Linked DNA regions of Mus musculus: region 1 is linked to region 2. Evidence: chromatin loops called from intact Hi-C (ENCODE). Cell type or tissue: heart. All regions are shown on one strand. Links, peaks and the distances in the headings refer to the core of each region. The heading gives the core; the rest is flanking DNA. Region 1 has its middle 3.3 kb from the start of Gm51267. Region 2 has its middle 11 kb from the start of Serpina3f.

Region 1 (2,928 bases), core at 142-2,641, 47 kb after region 2:
AATAGTGCTGGCAATAGTTATAATGACCATCAACATCCTGGCTGCCACTTCCACCCTCACACTATCCCAACTGCTACAGCTACATCTGATTTAAAATGCAGGCATAGGACAAGAACTTGTTTCTCTAGGTGAGGTATGGTTGGAGGACTAGAATTCCAGGCCTTCCTGTGGAGCAGTAGGAATGGAGAATGGTGCAGCATTTGGAGGGGTTGATACAGCAATCACACTGTAGGCAGGTACTCAGAGGAACAGGAAGTGAGGACATGGCAAGCACTGCAGCCTGAGTCCACCATACTTCTCCTAGTTGGTAAAGGGCTTGTGACTCAAGTCCCAACAGATGCATGGAGAAGCAGAGCTTGCTCAGGCCACACACTATTACTGCATTAGACAAATGAGAGAGGTGCCATTTCTTGCTGCCCTGTGTGTGAGCCTACCAATATGCTCCCAGGGAAAGAATCCACAGTAGGGCCTGTGTCCTGTGAGCTACAAACATATGATATTCAGAACAGGGGAATTCATTAACATAAAGGTTGTTCTAATGGTTGTGTGGAGCTATGGGGAGCTAAAGGGGTGACTCATCAATGGGTATGAAATCTGTACAGCAGTGACTAACATGGCTTGAAATGAGATACTGGAAATTCTGCCCAAGCAGGAATGAAATGTGAGTCTTCAGGGGAGGTTCTCTGAGCTTTAAGGATGTGAACTGGTTGGGCAGCAGATGGAAGACCTAGCTGCTGGATGTGAAGTTTGTACGGTGTTGCAGCATGAGGACAATAATACAACATGCTATGGGGACAAAATACTAGGCTTCACCAGAATTTTAGGAGTGGGGACATGAGATCCTCTATGTCACCATCAGGTCTGCTGAGGAGGACTGGTCCAGCTGTCTTGCATGCGCTCAACTGGCCAGGAAGAACGACGCTGCAACAGGATCCTTCTGCACACGTTTATTGGGAGAGCATTGATTGCATAGGCAAAAGAAGAACAACAACAACGAACAAGGAAAATGATGCTGCTTATATACCCCTCCATGTGACGTGTCAGCTCCTGATTAGCTGCTCACTCATCACCCCACTACTACGCCCCGGGATGAGCAGTGACTTGGCATGAATTTACTCTTGCACCTGCGCACATTACTTGTTTACCAGTTAGGCACAGCGGAGGCTCATGATGGCAATTGCTCATGGCTCTCCACACAGCTGCAGTCCCTCCTTTCCACTTCACTGGCTTTGTCCTTTTACTGTGAGCACAAATAGAAGTTGCTTTACTAATATGTGATCTACTCCTCCTTTTGAACCAAGGAGAAAATGAAATATCTGAGAGTGAGTTTAAGGTCAGTTGGGCACGATAGTGAGGCACTTAGTGAAAACAAAACTGTAAGAAGAGGGCTGTGCACACGTGTGAACACATGCACATTCACAAACACACAGACACACTACACACCTGCTCAGGAATGACTCAGGGCTAGGCTGTTTTCTGAGTATATGTCAGGCTCTGAGTTCAAACATATATGTGTGTGTGTGTGTGTGTGTGTGTGTGTGTGTGTGTGTGTGTGTGTGTGTGTGTTGATTATTTATGTGTTTATATATAGACTGACACATACACTTGTGTGAATACTGTATATACATGTGCATATCACACATATATGTTTATATAAGTGTTTATATACATAGATACACATATATGTATGATATACACATGTATCTACAGATGTTGAAAATTGAAAATATATGTCAATGTGTGTAAGGATGTCCAGGATCTTCTAGTTTTGTACAGATGTAATTAGAACATGGAGCAATTGGCCTTGTTCAAGTTGCTATAACCAGAACATAATAGAAGAAATAAATATTTGACTATCATAGCAAGACTGCCTCTTTCCCAGAGAAACGACTGAGGCTGCTGGGACTCAGGTAGACTGCCTAGGGCTGCTGGCAGGAAGAGCAGGAAGAACAGGACACCTGGCTCTCACACTCCTCTCTGCACTTAGTCAGCCAGGTCACTTTTACTCCATCCCTGGCTCCAAACCAGTTGAAGAGGGGCCAGGAATGCAGCTGCTAAGGTTTGTCCCCTTCCCTAAAGTACAAACTCATTTTCTCCATGTGTTTCATTTGCTACTGACTGGTACTCTCCACCATTAGATTGATATGTAACCCACCATCATAGTGTAAAAAGTATCAAAGCACACGGGATGAGCAGGTTGGATATTTTAACAGCCATGGAGCTCCCTAGATACAAGGCATGTCAGTTCCAGTTCCAGGAATGAGCAGCAGTCATTCACAATGTGCTGTGCAGAAAGAGAAACCAGAAGAGGCTGGCTTTCTGCATTTCCTACTGGCTCTTGATGTGTGTGCCACTAAATGTAACCTTCATGTCATCCTGGCACAGAGAGGAAGCAGGAGGAGAAACTGAGGCTGGAGAGTGTATTAAACAGCAGATAAGAGGTTGTTTTGACCCTAACCCTGAACACTAACCCTGTTCCAAAAGTGTCCTGTTCTCCAGCTGTCATCTGAAAAAGCAGAACAGGGTTGCTGTCCTCTGCATATTTATGCTGCAGACCCCGAGCCATGTGCAGCCTCCACTCAACCTCTGTAAATGCTGAAGTCCAGCTTCCCATGGCCTCCTTGTGGACAAACCTCTGTGTCAGGACCATGCCGGCCTGTTGACTCTTTTTAGCTCCTTAGAACGTTTATTGAAAACACTCACTACAAGGAAATGTGGATCCACAGATGGTCAGCTAGCTGATTAGGACACAGCCACACACAACTCACACTCCTACACACACACACACACACACACACACACACACACACACACACACACACTGTTCCAAAACTACACATGCTCTCCTGTAGCACACCAAAGGTATTAGAAGGAGGGAACAGTGCAGCAGGGACACCCCCAGCTGCAAACTGCCAGCATAAGCCTACA
Region 2 (2,928 bases), core at 309-2,808:
AAGTTTGTGTGTGGTGCTGGGACATGGGGACAATAATACAACATGATATGGGGACCAAACACCAAGCTTCACCAGATCCTCTATGTCACCATCAGTCCAGCTGCACTCCCTCCTTTCCACTTCATTGGTTTTCTCTTTCACTGTGAGCACAAGTAGAAGTTGCTTTACTAACATGTCATCCACTCCTCCTTTTGAGTCAAGGAGGAAATGAAATATCTGAGAGTGAGTTTAAGGTCAGTAGGGCAAGATAGTGAGGCACTGAGTCAAAAGGAAATGTAAGAAGAGGGCTGTGCACATGGATGCACACTTACACGTTCACAAACACACAGACACACATTATACACCTGCTCAGGAATGACTCAGTGGTAGGCTGTTTTCTGAGTATATGTCAGGCCCTGAGTACAAGCATATATATATTTGTGTGTGTGTGAGTGTGTGTAGGTATGGATTTTTATATAGACACACATATACATATGTTTGGGTAAATATGTATACATGAGTTTGTATATACATAGACACACATATATGTATGATATACATGTGTATATACATATGTTGAAAATGGACAAGTATGTTGATGTGTAAGGATGTTCAGGATCTTCTAGCTTTGCACAGATGTAATTTGCACATGGGGCACTTGGCCTTGAACTTGGGCTATTCGATTTGCTACAACCAGAACATAAAAGAAGAAACAAATATAGGATTGTCAAAGCAAACCCATCTGTTTCTCAGTTAAACAAATGAGGCTGCTGGGACTCAGGTAGACTGCGTAGGGCTGCTGGCAAGAATAGCAGGAAGAACAGGACACCTGACTCACACACTTCTCTCTGCCCTTAGTCAGCCAGGTCACTTTTATTGCATACCTAACCTGAACAGGCTGAGGAAGGACCAGGGATGAAATTGCTAAGGTTTATTCTCTTCTTTAAAGTACAAACTCATTTTTCTGCATCCAAGTGTCAGGTCCTACTGACTGGTATTCTTCATCATTACATTGATCTGTAACCCGCCATCATAGTGCTAAAAACACCAGAGCCCACGGGATGAGCCATCATAGTGTTAAAAACACCAGAGCCCACGGGATGAGCATGTAGGACATGTTTTAACAGCCATGGAGCTCCCTAGACATAAGGCATATCAGTCCCAGAAATGAGCAGCAGGCGTCTACCATGGGCTGTGCAGAAAGGTTTCGAACATCAGCTTTGCAAATGCCTTAAAGAGACAGACCGACTACTGCTCTGGTGGCAAGGTACAAAGGTTTACTGATTTCTTCAGCTTATAAGCATGGGTAGGATTTGCAATTTTTACTCAAACAATAACATCTTTGCTTAATTAAAATTAACACACAATATTTTCACTCTTGGTTTCAGTTTCTCATAATAAGAACTTCTTCAAAATAAGGAACTGTTTATCAACAGACCCAAGACATCCTCCTCAACGGATACATATTGACTCTTGGCTAGGAGCAGGAAATAACTTTGGCCCACAGAAAGTCATGTTTGGACATCCCTCCCTTCCAGGAGGGACAGCCCCTGAACTTTCCCCCAGTTAACTGCTGTGACCCTTTCAGGCCAGAACCAAAGGGAAGCCATTGTTCTCCTCATTCCACCCTTTTTTCTTTAACTAAATGAACATGGGAGGCAGATGACCCTTTTCCTCAGCAAGTTTTAACTTCTTCAATTCAATCAAGCTTTTATGAGTCTGTTGCATTGCCCCACGAATTAAATAGGGAAATAAACTATATCCAGTTATTAATAATCCTGCAATAATTATAACACCAATTACCCAATTTTTTAAAAGATGTAAAGAATGGAAAAGCAGATTTAAGAGCATCAACAAAGGTTTTAGTCTGTTCCATAATGTGAATATCAATTTTTGGAATGTTCATAATATCTTAAATATGTTCTTTTAATTCATTTAAATCAAGGGACGTATAAGAATTATCCCATACTCATTGTAAATGGTTTTGTATCTTATCCCATGAGCACTTACTATCATCATATGGAACTGGGGTAACACAAATAGTCTTAAATTCAGCATGACAAATTCTCTTATAGCCATAATCTGCAATCGACGACCCAATAAATCAATGAGAGAATTCACTCTCATTTCAATTTTTATCCCATTCTTTTTGAACATATAAGGCTTTAACCAAGCCATTAACATATGCTGCAGTGTGTATACTTTGCACTAAGGACACAGAAGCAGTTGCCATTACCGTCCTAGCAACTATCAAGGCAGCTATTCCTGCTATAATTATGCCTATGACCCTTTTAGATCGTAACAACAATTCTGTGGTTGCATGCTCAAGAATTGCTAGGGCTTTTTCATCATACCAATCCTTAGTCAAATTAACTGGTAAATAAACATAACCAGGTTGCTTAACAATCAAAAAATTACTTAAAGTAGAATTAACACAATTAGTTATTTGACAATTAGTACAATTAACAGTATTAATATCTATCAATAAATTCCCACTCAAAAAGGCCAATGGTTCTGGAACACACACACGTACAAAAACTTCAGTCTTATTTTGTTCGTCCTGAAATGCCGTGATGTTCCCGATAGGAATCCAGGTGCTGTTAATTCTTTTAACTCTTATCATCCCAAGGACTGCAATGGCTTTCCATAATGAAGAAAAATAAGTTTCATTATTTTTTGTACAAATCCCATAAACCAAATTAATAGGACAATGATTAATATAATCCAAAATATTCCAATCACACAAGGTGGTATTAGAGCAAACAGTCTCATTAGCATAGCAATATCTCCAAAAGGGAGAAAAACCCAATTTCGGGGGCAAAACAGTCCTGCATACAGGAATCCGTTGTGGAGGACGTCTGGGGCCTCTTCTAGGATCATTTAATATCGGATAATAAAGTCCAGGGCCCAATGTATGCCTGCATTAACATTATTGTCCCAATCATCTTG

What was found. Hi-C counts contacts between places; a loop is a spot of excess contacts. Peaks named below come from ENCODE experiments on the same cell type or tissue, not always from the same donor. Only the 100,000 strongest peaks of a DNase experiment are listed, where the experiment ranks them.
Region 1: a loop joins it to region 2, with 2.5 times the contacts of the local background. A loop is called at or near these places in 5 of 42 quality-filtered maps.

The regions. Positions count from the first base shown.
Region 1 is chr12:104,271,106-104,274,033 of GRCm38, forward strand. No RefSeq gene overlaps it. Among named protein-coding and RNA genes, the nearest start is that of Gm51267, 3.3 kb to the left of the region's middle. In heart, for the core only: no CTCF peak of the experiment used is centred there; no DNase peak of the experiment used is centred there.
Region 2 is chr12:104,223,624-104,226,551 of GRCm38, forward strand. No RefSeq gene overlaps it. Among named protein-coding and RNA genes, the nearest start is that of Serpina3f, 11 kb to the left of the region's middle. In heart, for the core only: no CTCF peak of the experiment used is centred there; a DNase peak (open chromatin) is centred at 1,528.